Regions from separate parts of the Homo sapiens genome. Here all the other regions are linked to region 1. A link is a loop called in an ENCODE intact Hi-C map of the cell type or tissue named here. Cell type or tissue: IMR-90. All regions are shown on one strand. Each heading gives the region's core, and the rest is flanking DNA. Links, peaks and the distances in the headings are about the cores only.

Region 1 (8,264 bases), core at 2,094-7,093:
GCAAAGAAGGAGAGACAGCTGGGTGAGGTGAAAGGGAAGCTTGCTTGTAAAAAGTCTGGGAGTTTGTACACGGTGCTTAATGCCAGGACTGTGAAACCTCTTTCCCACTGTTCTCCATCTAGAAAAAGACATATATTCTTCATGTGACCCTCCATACTAATTCTCCAAGTTTCCTCTGACTGGTTTAGCTCACTTGTTGTTCTCTGAATTCCTACAGGGTGTATTACATGCTGGCATGCACAGTTATCAGGAATTAATAAACTACCACACATAATTCCCTACAATATTTTTCATATCTTTTCACAACTAAAATATCAGTTCTTGAAGAGTGAAGACCATATTTTGTACTTCTCTAAATTTCTTAAGTAATCCATAGATAACTCTGTAGAGCTCTACAGTTGTGTTGCATAAATACCTGTTGAATTAACCTTATAGATCAAATTGGGTACAAATTATTTTGATATTAACTGGAAAATATTTTACCAACACAAAGACATTGAGTCAAATATAATTTTATGTAAAAACTAATTCTGTAATTGAGCAAAACTATGTGGTTTGGGGTTAATTCAAAAGAAATATATGTTAAATGAATGTTTCAGTGAGAGAAATCCCATAAGACAATTTGGCATACAGTCAATATTTGTTAAATATCTGAGTGTTATAAGGATGAATGGGCATCATAGGTATCCTTAGCTACACCTCTACTAGATTATCTATGTAATTTAATTTCACCTAATATTTTTCAGACTTCAATAGGGAGAAATACAGAACAATAGAAAATTGAATGCCATCTCACTAATATACACCATCAATTGAGTCTCCTACTGATATATCAACATTACTATATTATTTCCCCCATCACTGATGTCACCAATGTCAATCACTTAAAATTGAATTCGCTCTTTCTTTCTTAATTTCCACCTCAACAGAAATGTCTAAATTCTCTCATTTTTGTTTAAGAGTTACCATTCAGTATGACATATTTGCAAGTGCTTGTTTATTGTCTGGACACTATGAAAAATAAGAGTAGCTATTGTAATAGCTATGACATGTTTTTTCTCTTTGTCCTTACCTGATGATTTCCAGGCAGCAAGTTTGGTCTCATGTTTGGTTTGGGATCACTACTCAATAAGTTTCTATGCCCATAAAAAAAATTAAGACATACTGGAAGTATTTATTTTATCCTTTAATACAAATAATATATTTTAGTGCTTTTCTGCATAAATCCTAAATAATTTAACAGTTTAGATTTTTTATAAAGAAGTAGGTAAGCAAATACTACATAATGCTATATTTAAATAGCCCTTACATTAACTGTTGATAAACTTCTATATATAATAAATCAATCATTTTGTGTTCTTAGGTTCAAAATTAATAATTCCAGTTAATATCTTTTCTAGATAGAGATAATGGATCTTGATGCTGCTCTGAGTAATAAATTTATATATTTCATCTTAGATTCTTGAAAAACAAACTGTATTTGTTCTAATTTCTGTGGCATTTATCACCCCTAATCATTATATAAATAACTTCACTTGAAAATAGTAACAACCTTGTAGAATTGGCAGAATACCAGTAGCAGATCCCAGTGTTCATCTATAAATCTGATTTTGCTCTCTGCTATTTCCCCATGCCTAGAAGAATATTATGTAGTCAATAGATATTGTTGAATGAACATAGAGTCATTTTTGAAAATTCCTCTGTTAAAGAATTTAGGAGCAAAATTTAAACTTCTAAAATGCTAATTGCTGTGATCTGAATGTCTGTGTGCCCTATAATTGATATGTTTAAATTGACCCCTAAGGTAATGACATTAGGAACTGGGGCTGTTTGAGAGATACGTCATGAGGGCAGAGCCCCTGTGAATGGAATTAGTGTCCCTTACAAAAGAGGTCCCTGAGAAACCTCTCACCCCTTCAGCATGTGAGGTTGTAGTGAGAAGGCTCTGTCTAAGAGGAAGCGGGCCCTCACCAGACACCAGATCTGCTCCTACCTTGACGTTGGACTTCCCAGCCTCTGGAACCGTAAAAAATAAATGTTTTCTGCTTATAAACCACCTATCTTATGGTATTTTTGTTATGGCAGCCAGAATGGACTAAGGTACCAACCACTATTTTGTGGTTCTCTATGTGAAAATTAATAAAGCATTAAGGAACTCATCTTACTGCCTAAAATTTCTTTCTTTAAAGCATCGACTCTGCTTTTACCTTGGTACCAGTCCAGGCCCTTTGGTCGTGAGACTTGGTTGGCTCTGGTGATGTTTGTGACACTGGGGAAATAATCTTGAAAAAAATGGGAGAACTACAGTAAAAGAACAAAAAACAGGGGTGCAGTATGTTTGAAAAAAGAAACTGAATGCTTATTTTCTGATCAAAATTGTCAAAATTTATCAAAATCAACTCCCTGCTTTGATCTTAATCAAATAGCCTTAAACTTCTAGTTAACCGTCCACATGTAAAAAATAAAACAGTTGCACATAATGCCAATAATAATTTATTTTGAATGTGAAAGTAAAAATGTCCTTAAACTATTTTAATAAAATCCAATAAGAAAATATCAGCTCCTCAGAAAAAAATATTTCAGATTACTCTGCCGTTTCTACATTCAGAAAAAAACCTATGAACATGGTAGATGACACTGGAATATCTCAGGAGAAGTTTCTAGTGTAATAGATTCCATTCTAGTGGAATATCTGGGGAGAAGTTTCTAGATACACTATGGTAGCACTATTATTCTGCAATATTCTTCTTGTCTATTGCACATCCACAGATCTCCTTCCATGATACATCTGAACAAGATTTCATTCAGGAGTTAGTTACAGGGAAAAGGAGGAAATGGGTGCAACACTTACTTTTAAACCTACTTATTACACTTTAATTCACTATATTTTTGGACAAATGGTTCCTTTTTAAAATTAAATAATAAATTGCTTATTTATTCAGACACTTGATATCACCATTATAAATCCAAATATTGTGCTAAGGTATATATCACCTTCAAAACAAAAATTCAAATTTACTATACTATTTCCATTTTACATAAAAGTGGCAGCTTCTCAGTTGTCCTTAATACATTTTTACTTTCATGCTAATACAACTATTATCTTTAGGTTTTATTACTTTACCTTGCAGAATCTATACTCCATATTCCGGGATAAAAGCCAGACTTTTGTTGGTGAGGAAATATAGTAGTGTTCATATAATCCTGTTTCCATTTTTATGCCTCTCAAAAAAAAAATCACCCTTAAATATAAACTAAATTATATTTTATGTATTTCCTTTATATTTTCTTCCATTCATTCTTCTACTGCCAGTTTCAGTGGCGTGTTCTCTGTGAAACATTCCCTGCCCAATCTCTCTGAGCCAGAGTTAAGTATGCCATAGAAAGATATTTAAATTTCAATTACCCTGTCTTTTTACTCTCTCTTCTAATCTATTGTAACCATTCATTCTCCTGAACCCTTTCTAGTCAAGGCTGTGCTCCTGGAGGGTGAGTACTTCTTGTTAGCATTTCTGTATTCTGCTCACCTGGCACAATCTTATCCCTGAAAGCTCAGGAGACATTTCCTGAATTAATTCACTCCTTCTATAATTACTATTGAAATTTTTTCATCTTACCTTTTTGAGACTTCTGTCTATCCTTTGACAGGAAAATATAGGCAGAGGACTTGATCTTATTTAAATATGTACCAACTAAATTTCATCTCTTCCTTTTCTATGGGAATATTAAAAATCTCATTTCTTTCTTTTTTTTTTTCAGACGAATGGTTTTAGCTTGAATCATTTGATTGATCACTTAGCAAAAGAACATTAGCTTTAGAACCAGAAGATCTTGGTTAAAATCATTTATCTAAATCAAAAACACTGATGCTGTTACCTATCTCTCACCATTGTTGTGATTATCAGCACGGATAACATCAGTAAAGCACTTCTTAAAGTAATAGCTGCTCAATGACATTTTCTCCAATCTCTTCTTTCTACTTTCATCCTGCTCTTTTTAAGGCATCGTTGATGGACTTTATGAGCCATGAACAAATTCAAATAGAAACAGCAATTAAAATCTTACTCTTTGAAGAGGCACCATGCAATAGTATAGAGGCACATCACAAAAAGAGCTCCTGTTAATAATGCAGGAATCCAGTTATCAGGGATCCAATAATATGAAATCTTTATTAATACAGAAGTAGTAATCTGAGAAATATAATAAATATGAAGTATTAATAGCAGTACAATGGACAAAACTATAAAGACGTATATGCTGTGTAGAATATCTTGCATATTTCACTCTATTTCTTCTCTTTGAATAATTAAAAACAAATACAGCAAATTACAAGACAAAATAACTAACATCTCTTAATGTCACAAAAAACAAACATCATTGTTTTTTAGAAACAAATGTCTGTTTATAATATTTCTTCTGGCCAGAATTCTTTCTCCTGTCTTGCCTTGTTGGTGAACATTTGTTCATTATAATGGTTATCCTCTACCATTGCTCTTGCAAGAAGCCTGACTTTGGGGTAGAAATTACCATACCCACGCCCTCTTTTCTTATATTTCTACTGTAACATCTAGAATACCTTGCCACATTTACTTCTTTTGTGATTCTTCCTACTAGGAAATAAACTCCTATTAAACAGAACCATTCCTTGCTCATCTTTGTGGATTCTCTGTAGTTCTTGGCACAGAAGACAATAATTAGTGTTGGCTCAACGACAGATAGAATGAATCAGCAAGTTTTTAATAGGGCAAAGCATTATTTCAAAAATGGGTCAGACCATTGTAGCCCTTTCCTGCTTCCTATCATAAAAGCACAAAAAGTTTTTTACCCAAGTAATTTTCCATTACTATCTAATGTGTGACCATTTAAGAAGCTAGCAATACAAAGTTCAACACAGATTTTAATGTAAAGTCCATGACCAAGCAACATTACCTTCCCAGCAGATGGCAGCATAAGATAGGATAAGTTTTGTGAACACTCAAGTACTAGGTGTCTTTTCTTTCCTTCCTTCTTTCTGTCTTTCTTTTTTTGTGTGTGTGTGAGGATGAAGTCTTGTTCTGTCACCCAGGCTGGAGTGTAGTGGCAGGATCTCAGCTCACTGCAACTTTCGCCTCTTGGGTTCAAGCGGTTCTCCTGCCTCAGCCTCCTGAGTAGCTGGGATTACAGGCATGCACCACCACACCCTGCTAATTTTTTATATTTTTGGTGGAGATGGGGTTTCACCATGTCGGCCAGGCTGGTATAGAACTCCAGACCTCAAGTGATCCACCTGCCTCGGCCTCCCAAAGTGCTGGGATTACAGGTGTGAGCCACTGCACCCGGCCAGGTGCCTTTTTTTTTTTTTTTTCAGCTGGAGTCTTGCTCTGTCACCCAAGCTGGAGTGCAGTGGTGCGATCTCGGCTCACTGCACACTCCACCTCCCAGGTTCAAGCAATTCTTCTGCCTCAGCCTCCTGAGTAGCTGGGATTACAGGCATACGCTACCATGCCTGGCTAATTTTTGTATTTTTAGCAGAGATGGGGTTTCACCATGCTGGCCAGGCTGATCTCCAACTCCCGACCTCAGGTGATCTGCCCGCCTCAGCCTCCCAAAAGTGTGTCATTTCTTATGCCAACATAATTCATGAGGCTGATTTCACAGAAATAATAAAAGTAGAAAACAGACCTCTGCAAAGAAGGATCAGTCAACAATGGTAGTAACAGAAAAAACACTACTTATACAATTGAGTGAGAGGACTCCTGATTACTTTGTCGAATTTTGATAGTTGCAGAGATCAGCTACTATAGGACTGAACATTCTGTTTTATACAACAACAAGGGCATGTCTGGACAAAGAAAGATCGAGAAAGGCTCCAGTAGTGTCAGGTGAAGTATTGTGGCCTTGTTTTCTTAAATAAATACTACGCTGTATTTCCAGATCATAGACTAAAAGAATGACAGACAACTTGATCACCACACTTAATCACCTAGCTCTATTTACAGCTCGTTAAGAAATAATACCTGCACTAAGCACAGGTATGGGGAAGAATGTCACGACTAATATAAGTAAAGATACCACAGCCCACACCTGTTTAACTTGCTTTCTCATTCGTTCTTCCGTCCTTCCTTATGTCCCTCCCGACTTCCTTCCTTTTTTTCCTTCTTCCCTTCCTTTCTCTTTCTTTTAATAAATATTCGTTGAGCAGTTACTACATTTCAAGAATTGCCATATGAAGGAAATAAAGAGCCTGACAAAGGTGTTTGTGAGAAAACGTTTGAAAACATACTCTTAGAACATGTTTCTTTCTTCATTGGGCACATTTGGTGACAGCACGGCAGATTAAAACCAAAAAGAGTAGGGGTAGCATTTATTTAAAAGCAACTATTTGTCATGATTGGTGCTGAGCCTTTTAGCTATATTTTTTAGCTATATTATTAACACAGCCTTTTAGCTATATTACGTGCCCATTCTAAAAGAGATGTTTTCAATACCACCAATTTATGAAGGAGGAGCTGAAGCTCTGTATGTTAACAAAAGTTCCATAGCCACTAAGTGGCAGAATTGGTATTCAGATAAAAATTCATGTATCTCCACTAAGTGGCAGAATTGGTATCCAGATAAAAATTCATGTATCTCCAAGACCACGTTCTTTTCAGTGGACTAGGCAACATCCCCCAAAATGAGGATATATGAGAGTTTTGAGAAAACAATCCAATTCCTCTATCAAGGTGTGTAGGCATCATTTTGTAAATCACCATTATATTCATATAAAAGTAACTACAAATTTTCATCCATGAGAATTTAACTGTGTAGAGCAAGTTCGAGGCATTTGAAAATTGCTTAAAGGTTAGTTGAAGGAATCATCCTAACTTCCTGCACTTCACTTGCCTGACAAAAAAGGGTAGATTTCCTGATTTCTGTTTTCTCTGTCTTTTATTTACCTCTCTCTCATATACACACAACTAAAGCTTTTATCTTAATTAATTCACATTTTTTTCATATTTCAAAATCTAAGATAAGTAGGAATATTACATTTTTCACTAGTAATGTAAAAGCAAAATCTTTGTATAGGGATTAAATAGAATATTAATGGTTTATATTTATATAACATTTATTACAAGAGCTTTCATATCTCTTGTTTCATTTAATCCTCACAAAATTCTTTGTACAATACATATAGCTATTCTAATCTAATAGCTTTAGTAATCCATGTACACAGAGTAAATCCATTTACACAGAGTAAATACTGAAGTGTACATTATGTGCAAGCTGGACCCTTTCAGCATATCCTTTTTCAATTGGTGAGTCAAAACATTTTTAAAGAACCAAATTTGAGGATTAGCATTTGATCCTCTCAGCACTTCCATAGCTTATTCCATTATGCCTTTATGTTTTCATCGTTTGTAAACTCTTTGGAGGCCCCAGTAGGTAGTAACCACGAGGGTAAAGGCAAATGCCTGGCCTTATCTCTGGCAATTGCCTGCTGCCTGAACCTGCTACCTCCAGTCTTCTCTTCTGCATTCTATCTTTCACTCGTCTGGTTTAGTTTCAATTATTCATTTACACTTCCTAGGAATCTAACATGGCTTTGTATTGACTACAAAACAAAGTCTAAAACCCATACCATTGACTCTAGGCCTTCGTCAATCTACCAAGTATCTCCCTTTTTGGCCTTGCCTCTGGCCAGTGCTCCTCACATGCTCCAGACATGCTTGGTTTCTTTCCCTTCAAGAAAAGACTATGCACTCCTATATCCATGCTCCTCAATTTCTACCATGTTGAAATGTCTTTGCTTCTCATTCTATCCATCAAAGACCTACATAAAATACAAATATCTCTTCTGGGAGTTTCTCAATATTCTTCAAGTCAGAATTTGCCATGTTATCTGTCCTACATTTATTTACACTTCCTTTACAGCACTTGTCCAAATGACTTGTAATTTGATTAATTGGAAATCAATCTCTATACTTATTATGGCTTCTAAGTCTTTGCATAATATGATCCCTGTCAATCTCTTCACCTCGTTTTATTATCTTTTTTCCAACTCACTTGCCTTACAAGTGAGGAGACTCTTCAAGCCTTGACCATTTCTCTGTCTCTTTGCCGGTCTTTCTGGTTCTACCACTCACTAAGTCTGTGACCTTGATAAAGTTATTTAAACTTCTGGTGTCTTCATTTTCCCCTTTGTAACATGGACAAAAACGGCTGACACTAAATATGATTTAATCAAATGATTTTTTAATGTGGAAATTTTACATATAAATAGATTTATAAAGATCATTTCCATG
Region 2 (8,264 bases), core at 1,307-6,306, 120 kb after region 1:
CATGGCATGTGCAAGCATCACTTGGCCCTCTGCCTTACTTTTTAGGATTTGGGACTGAAGGAACCAGTGTGAATGCTGGCACTCTGGCTTCTGCAATTTCTGTGAATAATAATAATAATGTCCTGTGTATCTGACCCCAAAGTCTTATGTCTTGTACCAGTATACATGAACCTGTGGGAAATCAACCTCTCAGCTTCCAAGTAAGGCAAAATTTCAGACCCTTCACATTTCTTGCCACAAGAAACTCATTATTTTTCTAGTCACCAAAACATATTTTGTGAATGCATAAACCAGCCCCAGGTCAAAACCTGTAGAAGAGAAATCATTTCAGATGTGTGCTATGCCTTGATGGCAGAATGCTACAAACTCCAAAGTCTTACACATTTTCAGGGAAGTGGTAAAGCATCACACTTGCAATCAAAGGTACCAGATTTTTTTTAAAAAAAGCTATTTTATCTATGCACATAGTTTAACTTCCCCTGGAAATCTTTCTTCTTCATTTATAATATGTGGAAAGTTATAATAACTACCTCAGAGCTGTTATGAATATATGAGGTAATGCATAAAAGGAACTAGCCCAATACAGGATATATGAGAAACACTCAACAAATATTTTATATTACTTTAGAGTTACTTAGGATACCTCATTAAATAACTCAAAGTCTAGAATGGAATTTTGTAGACCCTCATATTGAACACCCCCATGGGATTGTGATTTGAATATTTTCGGAAGTAACCTATCCTATTCTGAGTTCTGTTCTCCATCAACACTAGCAGTAAGATTCCTACGTAATGTTATAAAGCTTTCCCTGAAGAATTAAAGCATCTTTACACGTATATATACAGGGACCTCTCATGAATGGTTGGTAACTGGAGATGGTTGCCAGCATGGTGCAATCCATCCTCCATATCCACCATCAAATAGTTGTAATTTACAAACCTGATTATGTCATTTTTATACTAAAACTTTCTTCCTACAGAAGAGAGAGTCCAAACCACTTAGCATGCAGTATTTCACATTTTACTCATTTCTTCTTTTCCCCCTAATGTACCATACATTCAGTGAATTCAATGCTTTTTCATATTCTCTTCCATACTTCCATTACAGATATGATTCTATGCCCAGAAATGCATCTCTCTCATTACTTTCTTGTGAAACTTTACAAAATCTTTAGGAGCCAGATCAAATGTCACTTCCTTAGTGAAGGCATTCATGACTTCCCCGGGATACTTAGACATTCCCTCCCTCTACTATTACCCAAAAGTGTTCTGTGTACTCTCCTATGGCATTTATTCTATGGAGTGTAACACTCTGTTTACATGAATTTTTCCCTATTTGTCTAGCTTGTGTTTGTGTTTCCAGTGCTGAGGACAAGGAAAGGCTTGTTATATATCTAATTGGCCTTTGAATGAATGAATAAACAAGATTTTGTCTATCATATTCTGGATTAAGTTCTATCACGAGTTTTACTCCCTTTGAGTCTTAAGCATGTATATTCTCTTAGAATCTAATACTAAAATCCCAAGCTCTTTGTCAAGTATGTTCTACCAGACACACTGCTGTCCCAAGTTCTTGGAAATGACCATTCTCTCTGCCTGGAAAATTCTTCCCTTAGATGTTCATATGTCTTGGGTCATCACCTCCTTCTAATTTTTGCTCAATTATCATTTTCTCATTGAAATTTACCCGCATCATCTGATTTAAGTAGGAACTCCTCTTTTTTCCCATTCCTTTTTCCCTATCTTATTTTCTTCCATAGAATTTATCATCCTTTAACATACTACGCAATTGTTTAAATTATAATATCTGTTGTCTATGTACACTCACTACTATGTCAACAGTTTTAGGGAAGGTTTCAGGGAAGGGTTGTAGTAGTTTTTTTTTTTTCCTTCAAGGAGGCATTTTCAGTAACTGGAAGAATGTCAGTTTCAATCATTATTGGGAAGAATAACCGTAAGGGACAAACTATGGCAAAGATTTTACATCACATTCTTTCTGAATTCAGTCTCCTATAAAACCTGGCTCAGAGAAAAGTGTAAGGATTCGATTTATGATATTGAAATAAATTTTGGAATGCCTCTAACACAGATTTCATAGTTCTACCTAGGACCAGACAGATAGATTTAGAGATTTGTATGTTTATATAATAGGTGTGTTTGTATGTATGTGAGATATATATGAGGGAACTTCAAAAAGTTTATGGAAAACTGGAATTAAAATACTAAAAATAAAAATATAAACTTTACTTGTCAACATAAGCTTCATCAAGTTCCAGATACTTTTGGAAGCAATAATACCAGCCATTTAGTCCATCTGTAAAGAACTGAGAATTTAACCATGTCAGTACAATCTTTTTTACATTATTAACTGAGGAAAAAAATGAGTGCCCTTTACAGATTTTTAAGAATAGGAAACAGAAAGAAGTCAGAGGAGCCAAGTCAGAACCGTAAGGTGGATGACTAATGATTTGTTATCGAAATTCTCACAAAATTGCTCTTGTTTGAAGAGAGGTATGAGAAGGAGCATTGTAGTGGTGAAGAAGGACTCCCTGGTGAAGTTTCCCGGGGAATTCTTCTGCTAAAGCTTCAGCTAACTTTCTCAAAACACTCTCATAACAAGCAGATGTTACTGTTCTGTGGCCCTCCAGGAAGTCAATAAGCAGAATGCCTTGAGCATCCCCCAAAAATTCTTGCATGACCTTTGCTGTTGACTGATCTGCTTTTGCTTTGACTGGACCACTGCCACCTCTTGGTAGCCATTGTTTTTATTGTTCTTTGTCTTCAGTTCACTGGTAAAGCTATATTTTATCTCCTATTACTACTCTTTGAAGAAATGCTTCTTGATCCCAATTTTAAAAAATTTTCATTAAAAGCGCTGTTCTTGTCTGCAGCAGATCCAGGCACAACAGTTTTAGCACCTATTGAGTGAAACTTTTGCTCAGTTTTAGTTTTTCCACAAAATGTGTGGTAAACAAATTGAGATGTCTATGGTATTGGCTATTGTTTGTGCTATTAATCATCAGTCCTCTTCAGTTAGGTCATGGACAAGATTACTTTTTTTCTTACAATTTGATGTGGATAGTCTGCCACTTTGGGCTTCATTTTCAACATCATCTCATCACTTCTTAAAATGAGTTACCATTTGCAAACTGCTGATTTCTTTGGGGCATTGTCCCTATAAATTTTTGGAAAGCATCAATGATTTCACAATTCTTACACTAAAACTTCACCACATATTTGATGTTTTTGCTTTAATTTTGGTAGAATTCACACTGCTCTTATAGGGGCTCTTTTCAAACTGATGTATTGTCTTTTTCGGTGCCTTAAACTAGGTCCTGTTCAGATATATTATAGCAAATTAGCATGCAATTATTTTGATGCAAAAATATTTTGAAATCCATGCATTGATTTGTCATAATATACAGTTTCCATGAACTTTTTGAAGACCCCTCGTGTGTGTGTGTGTGTGTGTCAGAACTGTCAGACACTTTTGTAAGCGATGAAACCAGCCATTTAGTCCATCCCTAAAGAACTGAGAGTCCTAGGAATCTAACCATGTCAGTGTAGTCTTTTTCACATTATTAACTGAGGAAAAAATGAGTGCCCTTTACAGATTTTTTAAGATTAGGAAACAAAAAGAAGCCAGGGCAGCCAAATCAGAACTGTATATGTGCGCATATATATACAAATTTGTACGCTTATACCAAGTATTGCAAGTATTAACATCTCTATTTAACATTATACAAATGAAATATAAGTAAATAATATATCCAATCAAACATTAAGTCATAAAACAATATTTTTCCCTTTCATTGATTATTTGTTAGCTCCTTCTAAAATATAGCCTAGTTATAAAATAGCCATAGATTTTTAAAGCATCTTTGAATGTCAAGAGCTAAGATAAACAACAGAAGGGCATGCTAAAAACAGTCAATTAATTTGTATTTTCTGGTGAAGCAGGAAAGAACAGAGGAGAGAAGGGGAGGGAAAGGAGATGCCTGGCCCTATTACTCATCCTGAGTCACTGATTGCGTGCCTGAAAAAGTACAGACCTTTCATGGGGAACTCAAGCTCTTTTGAACCAAAGGCTTAAGTAACCCTTGGAGAAAATGGTAGTTTATGCTTTCTGAATTATTATATAATCTTATTACTGGGACAAATTCCCATTCATTATATGAATTCTTTCATATAAGATATCAAACTAACAGATATAGAAAGTTTAATAAGAAACATTGTATTTCTCCCAGTTGATACGTTTATTTAGGACCACAGTATTTTAGCAGTGCTGTAAGACCGTTCAGGTATTTGCTTGTTATTTGGTTGGTCAGTGGGTTTCAATAACTTTGTATTCTAAAATGCCCCCAAACACTTCAAAGAAGCGAAACTTTAAAAAATTGCTGCTAATTTGTCTCTAATGAAAAAAGGTATCCAGTTTGAAAAGCACTGTTTTTGGTTTTGTTTTTCCCTAATAGGGTGTTTATGTTGACAGATGAGGAATGAAGGGGAAAATTGAGGGTAAATGATTTTTTTTCTCTTTTTGCTTTCTTAAAATGTTCTTTTCAAGGTTTAATAATGTATGCAGTTTGGAAAAGTAGTCAGGCCTTGAATTCTTAGTTATCAAGCAGTATATGGATCACACCCAATCAATCTGTCGCAAAATGAAAATTGAACAAAGTTTTGCTGAAATTGAAGTAGGCAGTTTTAAAGGATCAAAGTTAATTATACTCGTCCCTCAAATTCCCAAGGTTATGATAACAAAATAACTCATCAATACTCTTACAAATTAGGCCTGAACATATGAACACAATCTTTGTCAATTTGGTGTCTCTGTAACGAGTGATGAATCTAGCAGAACATGAGGCAAGGTGGCATTGTTTGGAGATGGAAAAAAGAATTATAACAGTCACTTCTAACATTCTCATTTGCACATTAAAAAATCAAGACTACAAGGAAGGTGTGTTGGACATTTCACTCCATTCTTGGAGAACTCAATTTATATATATGGTTTGATGGGGAACAGAACAGGAAGACGGCCAGCCTCTTAGCAGCTCTATTATTTATAGCTTCTCCAAACCCCTCACTTGTCTTATTTTTAAAATGAAGATAATATCAATTTCCTCACAGGTTTTTAAATAATTTACTTATATATAAATACAAACCTATTTACATATTTTATACTATATGTTTATATTTTAAAATTATTCATATTTGTGTATATATATGACATAGACAACAGGCATATGACACCCTTGGCTGAGAGCTATTCAAAATTTTAAACCCCATTGTCTTTCTCTGCATTGTGAGTGAAAACTGCCTCTTTATCTTCCTTTTTATCATCTTAATCTTGCTCTTTGGAGCTACCTTTAAAAAGCTTCATTGCAATTATTTTCATTGTTTCGTGAATTTGAAAAGGAATATCACAGTTTTACTTAATTGTTCATTTGTTCTATTCTCTAGGTTAAATATTACTAAGCCTGTAATTGTTTTTTAGCTGATATAATCTCAGATGCCCTCCAAAATATATGCATGTTTTTGAAAGGCATATCTGTAAATTTCTTAAGTGCAATGTCCCAAACTGTACTTGGTTATTTTGCAAATGGAAGTTGATTGGTTCAGAGTAGTATATAATCCTCTTGAGGTATACATTATACTTACATGATAACAGGGTAAGATTGCATTGACCTTTTATTTTCTACTAACTTTTGTTTGGATACTTCTATAAGAAAGACAAAATGGCTACTAATAATCATATTCAGAGATACTTAGGTTTGAGTCCTAGCTACATAGTCACAAAACTTAAAATGTATCTCATAATGTCTATTATATTATTTGAATAAATGTTGACTTTAAGTCTCATTGTTCTCTTTTGTAAAATAGGTATATAGGTTGTGCTAAGTATGGTGTCTGGTACATAGCACACACATTATGTGTGATATTAGCAGGAAATTATCATTTCTTAATTTCATTTTCAACATTATAAAGTATTCTAAGAAGCCACGTCTTACAGCTAATTTGCCTTTTTCCTTCTTGAAAAGGAACTCATCTTGATAAGCATAGTTTTAAAATACTCCCTTTCTTTTCAGTCAAGGGAATTTTAACCAGTGAAGCCTTTTCCTTGAAGATGGGGAAATCCATAATATACAGGAGATGTCTTTGATCAAACTCAATATTTTCTGCCTTGGCCATCATATATATTAAGATGGCATGGTCACTTTTCTCCAAATGGCATTAACTTTACTTAATCCTTGTTCTTGCAGATTCAAATCCAAGATAGCAGCTCACCCTGCTTACTCCCTTTACCTTCTTGAGAATCCTCTAAGACAAAATAAATATATAATAAAGGCTCTTATTTTAGTAAAACATAATTTGTACCTATCTATATTTATTGCTATCTGAGTTGTCACATTTCCACATCACAAGTACTTCTTGTCTCTGACATAGTTTTGTGATCAAATCCTCGTCATATCCTGTAGCTCACCTTTCAACTCGTCCTTTTAAATGGCTGACACATTTACATTAATACCATACAGCCTACCGTATATTTCTATTTTCCTTCTCCTTAAAACTTCACCAAAATTTTCCCCACCATCCTATAGCTTTTTATATATGTGGATATTTTCTTGATACCAAATATAGCTATATTTGATTTTTTTGTGAGAAAATCTGCCCTTTCTTTTAAATATTACAGGCACGAGCCCAGTATGACTAGTGTTAGTTATTTTCTGATTTCACATTTTTCCAATGAGTATTTATAGAAACTTGTAGATGTCTGAAACATACTTTCTGTCAATTACTGCTGTGATTATTGGTAAGATGACCATCTACTCTATCCTGGCATAATTACCAAGTGTTCTTTCACTCTCAAAATGACTGTTTTGAAGGGTGAATTATACAGTTTCTCTTATTGGAAATATAAGTTTGCTTAGAAATGTTATATCATATTGATAAAACTATTAAAAACTCAATATAAACTGAAGATGTTTTCAATCATATATATAAGATTTCAAGGCTAACTGTCGACATTGTATTTATACTCTGATTTTAAAAAGAGTTCGATTACATATTAATTTTAGTATAAACATTCTAAGGCAAGCAGCCATCAGACCCATTTGCTAATATGTTAATGAGGAAGTGCATACATGTATATTAGTTGCATTATGACAATTCTCACAGTATATGAGGATGATTATTATGGTGTCTATGCATTTCAAGATGTATTTGAGGAAAATAGCCAAACATATACATATGAATGATATGCTAATAATGTGATCATATGATCAATGTTCATATTTAGCAATATAATGTGTTCTATAAGATATTCTCGTAAATCTATATATTTTGGTTTTCCACTAGTCCCAATAACATCTCTGCTCAAGCAGTATAGAACGTTTAGATTTTTTTTTAACTTCTTCCTATTGTTCTAAACCACCTAGGTTATGTATACTGCACTTTCTGTGTCTTTTTCCTGTGGCAACTCCCACTTATCATTAAATACCATCCCCAGATGGAGTTAATTATTCCTTCCATTATCACTGCACTCCCTTCAAAAGCATTTTAATTGCCTGTTGATGTATTTCTTTCCTATCTCAAATTATGAGCACCTTGAAAGCAGAGATCATTCATTTCTATCATCATATTGTATGTCTTGCATACAATATGGAATTCAGTTAATAATGGAATAATATGTGAATGTATGAATTACATGAATGAATGAGTGAATAAATGAAAGTGTGAGTGACTTACTAAATGTGTAATGGTTATGAAATTTAGAGTACAACCAAACGTGAAGAATGCAGCCTTTTTACTTCCTACTTATAAAAATAATTGAGTGTCAGCCAGGCGCGGTGGCTCACACCTGTAATCCCAGCACTTTAGGAGGCCAAGGCGGGCAGATCACCTGAGGTCGGGAGTTTGAGACCAGCCTGACCAACATGGAGAAACCCTGTCTCTACGAAAAATACAAAATTAGCTGGGCATAGTGGCGCATGCCTGTAATCCCAGCTACTCAGGAGGTTGAGCCAGGAGAATCACTTGAACCCACGGGGCAGAATTTGCACTGAGCCAAGATCATGCCATTGCACTCCAGCCTGGGCAACAAGAGCGAAACTCCATCTCGACAATAATAATAATAATAATAATAATAATAATAATAATAATAGTAATAATAATAATTGGGTGTCAAATGGGACCATATTTTGGTATTACAGATTAGAAATCCATTTTCCTCCCAAGAAAAAAAGTGAGCAAAATGATAATAATTAAAA
Region 3 (8,264 bases), core at 1,307-6,306, 190 kb after region 1:
AACAATGGGATGAGCCAGGGCTCTGGCTTTGGTGGTTTTGCAGATGGTACTGCCAGAACTGGAATAGAAACTTGAAAATTTTAGAGAAAACCCAGTTTTAGGGGGAAATGACATGATAGGTGTTTGTAAGATGTAATTTGAAGTACCTATTGGACATCCAGGTGGGTAGATTCACAAAAATTTGTCTTTTTGAGTATACCTCAGAAGAGCATCCAGATACACTAAACTCCAGGCATGATGCTATAAGAGGGTTCCAAAAAATTTAGCTAAAATTTGGGCCATATTGCTATGATGTTACTCAAAACATGAAAGTCAAGATAATACAATTGTACATCATTGACGACATGCAGAAGTGATCAGGATATCTCATTTGCCAGCCCTCTCTCTTCCCCCAAACAGTACTATTTCGTAAAGGAGACTGCAGAGTTTCCACAGGGATCATTAGACTAAAGAGGGCTTTTGTTATATTTTTAGATATGTGAACATCTTGAGAATACTCATAATATTACAAGGTACACAGAGCTTGAAGATTCAAATTAATGAATTAAGGTGGCTGAGAAATATACAAATCACAAGCATGATATTGAGAACGATAAGAACTATTTACTAAGCCTGTAATCAAAATGTACAATCTGTATTTGGGAAACATCAAGTTAGAGTCTCAAACTAGTCTATTTAAGAACTCATCTCACAGGTTGCACAGCCACAGAACATCCCTAGTTCTGTAAAAGTAAGTGAAAGCAATTTTAAATCTGCAAACAAAGACAGTCGTCTAAAGCTGCTTAAAAAATAAAAATAAAATCACCTCTCTAGGGCAGGAACTCTTGCGGGTTTCTGAATTGGCAGGGTCATTTCCCCAGAGGTTGAAAAGAACGGACCTGCACTCATTCCATTTTATGCTACTGCTTGCTTGCTTGTGCTCTTGTTTGATTTGCATTTCAACTCCATTTCTGCCAACAAATGCAGCCCCAGGTTCTCCTTAGAATAACTTCTTCCCGGCCAGGCACGGAGTCAAATTACAAACTGAATTGGGGAAGGAGGCCAAACGAAGATCCACCTTGTCTTGCTCCTTATGTAGGAGTTTACTAGGGCTGCACCTGGGATTGGCTTTCTCTGCCAGGCCTTTTCTATTATCTAATTCAGCTGTAAGGTAAGTTGAGTCTCTCCTTTTCTCTGACAGTGTTTTAAATTTTTTAACTATTCATGCTTTTAAACTCTTCTAAAAGTATTGCAGATCCTTCAGGATTTCGATTAAACTTTAATATACATGAATATGATTAAAAATAAGTAAATAATAAAACTAAGGTTTTGAATGTAAAATAGAGTAGGTCTTGTTCCCAGGACTGGCTCTGCCTCCAGCTATGTGACCCTGGGCAAGTCATTATACTTTTCTGTTCGTGTGTGTGTGTTTGTGTGTGTGTTTGTGTGTGTGTGTTTGTGTGTGTGTGTTTGTGTGTGTGTGTGTGTGTGTGTAAAATGAAGAGGTGATTTTTAACAGGCCTTGGCAGTTGTCAAAGTCTCTGTAATATAGACTTGTAATGTAATGCAAAACGACCCTATGAAAAAGATGGTAATTTTCTTTGAAGGTGTTTCTCTCTTTCATAAAACACCTTCTGGTATCAGCAATAAAGGGCAGGGACCATTACTGCTTTTCTTTGTTTCAGAATAAATTTTGAACTTTTTCCCAACGAAGTCCCTTAGAATTTTTAGCAATACACATTTCTCTGCAGTTCTATTTCTGTCTCACAAGCCTGTTGCTTTTCTTTTTCAATAGCTACACTCCCTTCCCCCATTAAAGATAAATAAATCTCCTCTGCTAAACTGGCCTTTCCCTGCTAACTTTCAACTTCATGGTAAGAAGCAACTCGCCTGTTAGCCAGGTGTATTTAGAGATGAGGAGGCCATGTTCCTTTAGTTGACATCTCAAAGAGCTTTGGGCAAGGCCTGTGTGAAAAGCAGTTTGACCTCTGAATAACTTCTTGCTCATATCCTACCCAGATGATAGCAATGTTTTCTTGTTTAAATAAGTGTTTTCCCTCCCTCCTACTTTCCTGGAAAATAATTAAATCAAATGTCCACGACACAGTATAAAACAAAGGGCCAGGTGGAATTAATATTGAAAATCCACCCCTAAATGTATTCTAATTATGAATTATTTGAACACTTCCTTTTCTCTAAAACGGATGTAGTTTTAGAACCTGCCTATGTAAAGTTGTAATGGTGATTAAATGAGATAAAACAGAGCCTGGAAAACAGCACTGAATAAGCATTATCTATTGTTATTTGATCATCTTCAGATGTAATTAAAAGCTTACGATGAAACATTTGTCAATTTCATGCTAACTAGAGAAATCTTTGTAATTTCATGTGTAAAATGTGCTAGTGTTTTCACCATTTGAGAAACTATGTTATTCCCTTGATAATAAATACACAGACCTCTTGAATCTATTAAGTGTGATAAGACACTTGGGAAAGTAAGAAAGAAGGGGCAAGACTTAAAAGATTAGGAATCTGGAAAAATTCAACAAAGAAAGAGGAAAGATAAAAGAGAGAAACACTAAATATGATTAAATAATTATGTCATAATGGAAGTGTTCATAAAATAGAAAAAAATAATATTCCAATAGGCAGGATTTGAGATTACCACAATGTTGAAAGATTAAGGAAGGATGAACTGAAAAGCACAGTAAAATCTTGCTATATACTCCAGAAGCTATTTGCACTTCTCAGTTAACACTTTCAGATTCTTGGTTGATGCCTGTTTCCCAAACTTGCTTGTATTTATAAGAAGGGTAGGGGTCAAGGTTTATTTATTCACCATGGTATCCCCAGCACTCAGTACTATCATAGTAAATGCTCAATAAACATGTGCTGATTTAAAACAGAAGTGTATGACAGAAGCCAGTGGAAACCACCTCCCCAACACTACTGCCAAAGGAATTTGGAGATGCTATTACTAAAAGAGTAAACAAAAGAGATTATAATGCTATCGTATTTTTGAATTGAAAGAAAACAAGACAAAAACTGTGAACATAATTTCTGACACATTCATTTTAAAAATATTTATCATGTAGTACCTAGCCTAGCCCATGTTCTCCTGGAGCTTAGAATCTAGTAGTAGAGACAATATTCATATCTGTGTATGCAAACGACAATTTAATTAATTGAGGTAAGTGTCCCGAAATAGAAGTGTGTCATCCTGTGCAATGTGTAACTGGATCAGGAAGGTGGGTGGGGGGATGATTGGTGATATTTAAGCTGAATGATGAAGTAGGCATTAGTCAGGCAAAAGCTGGTGGGTGGGGGGATAATTCCAGGCAGAAAGAACAGCATATGCAAAGGTTTTGAGGCAGGAAAGAGCTTCCTGGCCTACTCCCAGAACTGAAAGATACTAGTGTAGCTAGAATATAGTGGACAAAAGGAAAAGAGGTGAGTGAGGAGTTGAACCATCAGGGATAGTTCATCTGTTGGTCAGCTGATAGGAAATCATTGAGAATATTCAAACAGGAGAATAATACAGAGTTACATTTTAAAATGTGTATTCTAGCTAGATGTGGTGGTGCATGCCTAGAGTCCCATCTGCTTGGGAAGCTGAGGTGAGAGGATTGCTTGAACCCAGGAGTTCAATATGGTATTGAGCCATGATGGCACCACTGCACTCCAGCCTGGGCCACAGAAGAGACCCTGTCTAAGAAAAAAATAAATAAATAAAAATAAAAAATAAAAAAAGGATAGAAGGTGGAGAGTAAACGTGGAGAAACACATTTTTGAGGTTACTACAGTAATGAACACAGTTTTGAGATTACTATAGTAATGAAAGTGGAAGAAAATTGTGCCTTGGGCTAAAGTGGAGCCACTGGAGACAGAGACATGTGAGTGATTTAAGATGTATTTAGAAGGTAAAACTTTGGCTGAATGGAGAAAGAAGGACACAAATAGGTTAAAAATGACTTTCTGGATCCTAGCTTGAGCAAGCCCGATGGATGTTCCTTTTATTGAGAAGAAGATTGAAGGGCAAGGAGAGATTGGGGTTCAGTTTTAGAAATGTTCAGTTTAGATGCTGAGAGCACATCCAAGCAGTGACGTTAAGTGCACAGATGAGCCTTTGCTTTTATCTCCACCTGCTTCAGTGCTATCCCATTGAGCTGCTTTGCTGAGATCCAGCCAACCTCCCCTGTAAAGTCATGGTGGTGGAAAGATGCTAAAGCATTTGAAGCTGAGAAGGGAGTTGTGATATTTTAGAGAGCAATTTTAATAAGTACTAGAGCCCTAATTACAGCTTGGTAACTATAGTTAAGAAGATGTTGTAGACTTGAAATTTGTTGAGAGTAAAAATGAAGTGTTCTCATCTCACACATACACGGTAACTGTGAGGTGATGAATATATTAATTAATTTGATTGTGGTAATCATTTTGCAATGTGTACATATATCAAACATCATGTTTTACACCTTAAATATATACAATTTTTATTTGTCAATCATACCTCAATAAGGCTGATAAAAAAGACATTACTGAGGAAGTTTAGAAGTAAAAAGAACAAGAATAAAAATGGGACATTGTGAATGTGGAAGAACTGCATTCTCTGTGCTTGTTAATTTTGGGATGACTCATTGTATTTGGTTTGTAAGTGGATTTTGGAAATACAAGTGATTGTAATTAAGAGGAAAGAGGCTAATAAAGAAGAATAATGCTTTAGATCTTTTTGTTGACCTCACTTCTAAGGACATGTAAATGCCTTCAGAAAACTTCTCCCAGCTCCCCTCAACTTCTTTTTTAATCTTTTTTTTTCCTTTTTCTTCTTTCATTTTTATTTTCTTTCATAATCTTTACGTGTCTTTCTTTTCCTTGGTGCCCTGTTTCTAGAGCTGGAAATTTAGGCAGAGGAGGGGATGTTGTAAACACTAGAAAGATTTTAAAAAACAGGCAATTTTTTTAGCTTTAGTACTGTTAAAATAGGACTACCTTCACAGTTTTGTGTAATCAATTTTGGTTCTGTATTATTGATAGGAAAGTTCCTATAGATGGTACGTATATGTCAAGAAAAATGTGCATCAACTCCTCCTGTCTGAATTTTACTCAAAGTAAGTAGAAAAGAGTAAATCATGTAAAAAAGAAGTTTGATCTGGGAAAATTTTCTGTGAGATGCTTTTGTAGAGAAAACATATTGTACATTATAAAGACATAGAAATCTCAAACCATGTAGTAATAACTGCCTCTCATTTAGAAAGTAAATTTGGAAATCAAGTTTTTCCGGACTGCATTTATCAGAACTCTAGTGTCTTAAGACGAAATGAAATATTGGCTCTGTAATTGTAAGGGGGTTCTGTAATACAGTAAATCTGAAGAATGTCCTCTACCATACTCTCTCATGGAGCTTCAAGACACATATGAGCATCTAAAGGCTCTTAACTATCCCACAGCAAAGTGGCCTGTATAAAGCATCCCAGCATCTCCAAAGCTTACTTAAGCCTTGAACATTTTGTTCTTCTCAGTATAGCTTTTAAGGATCCTGCAAAAGACCAGTTTGGTTAAAGCTTATGAAAGTCATTAAAGAAATATTTCCTTCTTTAGAAAACGTTTGTAGTTAGAGATTCTGTTCTTCTTGTTCATTCACATATTCTGCAACCTTCACTATTGGGAAGTACTGCCTGGTACCTAAACTATCTGATTGAAATGTCAATCTTATTTTTCACAAATTCTTACTTTTTTAACCAAAAGGACCTGAGCATTTCCTCTCAGAAAGACTTTTTGGACAACTGAAGAAACATATTTAATCATATTTGCACCTTCTCTTCTCTAATCTAGATATCTTTAATCACTTATTTCATTAAGTCAATTTTCCACGTGTTACATTACTCATTATTTTTAATAGGATATAAATTCTTTGTTTTACGGCACAACAATATATTTTGAGCTATTACTACATTTAGGTTTTAATTCATCTAAAAAGTCAGAAACTTGAAAACCTCACACTTTTGTAAAGCTTTAAAACTACATGAAAAATAATTAATATGAAAATCCATCTGCCTTTGGTTCACCTCATTTCCTTGCAACATGCTACGCATGTTCATTTCTCTCAGTTAAGAAAACTCATCAAATGAAAACCTCTTGTTCCTTAAGTAATGATACTGTGAAACTTCTCAATGCACAACAGATTGGATATTTGCACGTATATAATGAGTGGACTATTGTGGACTCAGGATATTTTTGCAATAATTTATCCTTTAACTTTATCCTCCAATGTTATGACATCAACCTTTCATGGAAGAATCTTTTTTCCAGATGGGAAAAAGTATTCACTAGCATAATCTAAACTCTATTAGTTTGATAAAACAATATATTTATCCATAAGCAAATTGAAATTTAATTTTTTATTTCTATTTTTAATAACCGCATTGCAAATATAAATGTATAAACTCTCTAAAGTTAATAATTTCTCTTTTCCAGCTGCATTGTCTATTGTATAAATACAATAAAATATTTTAAAATAGCCCCACTTACTAATTCAAATCTAAATAATGCAACTAAATATAAAATCTTAAAATTCTTAATCCTCATTGAGAGTTGCATAATTTTTACAAAAATCCCAAATGTCTTGTTAACATTGATAAGGCTTCAAGAAGAGGGTGAATTATAGAATATTAATAATTATAAAATGTATATTGGATACCATAATATGTGAAGCACTGTACAAAATAGTGTGCAAATATTACTAATATGACAATGCTAAATGTCTTCAAGGAGCTCAAACTCACTGGAGGTGATTGCACATTGAAACAAAGCAGAATAGCTGGGCGTGGTGGCTCATGCCTGTAATCTCAGCACTTTGGGAGGACAAGGTGGGTAGATCACAAGGTCAGGAGTTCAAGACCAGCCTGGCCAAGATGGTGAAACACCGTCTCTACTAAAAATGCAAAAATTAGCCGGGCATGGCGGCATGCATCTGTAATCCCAGCTACTCAGGTAGTTGATGAAGGAATTGCCTAAACCCAGGAAGTGGAGGTTGCAGTGAGCCGAGATCATGCCACTGCACTCCAGCCTGGGCAACAGAGCGAGACTCCATCTCAAAAAAAAAAAAAATTAAAAAAACAAAGCAGAATAAATCGAAACTGATCTAATTCAGTCATACACACACTATTGTAACAAATGAAAAGAAAGCATCAACAATTCACAATTGTCAAATCTTGGAAACAACCCAAATGCCCATCAATGAGTAGATGAAGAAACTGTGATGTGTGTATGTATATAGATGGAATACTATATCTATACATATGGTATACATATATATGGTGAGAGAGATATATATGTGTGTATATGTATATATTTATATATACATATATAGATATGTATATATGAATGATGGAATACTACACAGCCATAAAAAGGAATGAATGAACAGCATTTGCAGTGACCTGGGTGAATTTGGAGACTATTATTCTAAGTGAAGTAGCTCAGGAATGGAAAATCAAACATCGTATGTTCTCACCAATATGTGGATGCTAAGCTATGAGGACGCAAAGGCATAAGAATGATGCAATGGACTTTGGGGGCTTGGGGGGAAGAGTGGGAGGGTGGTGAGGGATAAAAGACTATAAATATGGTGCAGTGTATACTGCTCAGGTGATGAGTGCACCAAAATTTTGCAAATCACCACTAAAGAACTTACTCATTTAACCAAATACCACCTGTACCCCAATAACTTGTGGGAAAAAATAATAATAAAATAATAAAACATTTATATATATATATATATATATATATATATATATAAGAAAGCGTAAGCAGCCACTGCGGCAAGCTGAGGAAATGATGATTTTTTGGATAGGGATGTTGAGGATGGAATCACATAGGAAACCCAGTGACATATGAAGGTTTTTAAATGTTGAAGAAAAGCATGATGTTCATGGGGACTGTTTGAACACAGACATGAAGTTTAAATATGAAGACATGTTCAAAAATGATGAAAATAAAATAATGTTAAGTAGTATTTGAGTGGGATGAGGGTCTGAAGTTGGCTTGGAGTTAGATTGTATGTCAGATTGATAAGTTTTTTGTTTTCATTGGTGCTTTTTTGATGTTATTATTTACTTTTAAAATCCATAAATAAACATATAACCTATGATCCCATACTTCTTTTGAATTATATAAAATAAAATTAAGTTTCTTTCCTTTGCCAGGTATTTTCTGTCTTGCTTAGCTGTTCTTTAGGCAATAATATATTCTTCATAATACTGTAAACTCTTCGCCAATTACTAGAAGTA

The links. A loop is a pair of places that touch in the nucleus more often than their neighbours do. Peaks named below come from ENCODE experiments on the same cell type or tissue, not always from the same donor. Only the 100,000 strongest peaks of a DNase experiment are listed, where the experiment ranks them.
Region 2: it touches region 1 in a loop (3-fold over the local background); 5 of 110 quality-filtered maps call a loop at or near these places.
Region 3: it touches region 1 in a loop (3-fold over the local background); 3 of 110 quality-filtered maps call a loop at or near these places.

The regions. Positions count from the first base shown.
Region 1 is chr7:81,494,893-81,503,156 of GRCh38, forward strand. No RefSeq gene overlaps it. Among named protein-coding and RNA genes, the nearest start is that of HGF, 270 kb to the right of the region's middle. In IMR-90, for the core only: CTCF peaks have their summits at 4,925 (motif pointing right) and 6,540; DNase peaks (open chromatin) are centred at 4,939 and 6,569; H3K27ac peaks cover 1,112 bases.
Region 2 is chr7:81,614,565-81,622,828 of GRCh38, forward strand. The region is part of intron 3 of LOC100128317 (a long non-coding RNA gene); the gene reads right to left. Among named protein-coding and RNA genes, the nearest start is that of HGF, 150 kb to the right of the region's middle. In IMR-90, for the core only: no CTCF peak of the experiment used is centred there; DNase peaks (open chromatin) are centred at 2,557 and 4,027; H3K27ac peaks cover 1,784 bases.
Region 3 is chr7:81,689,460-81,697,723 of GRCh38, forward strand. It overlaps LOC100128317 (a long non-coding RNA gene), which reads right to left and starts at 1,947. Exons shown (of 11, transcript NR_126025.1): 1 at 1,870-1,947. In IMR-90, for the core only: no CTCF peak of the experiment used is centred there; DNase peaks (open chromatin) are centred at 2,882 and 3,242; H3K27ac peaks cover 1,515 bases.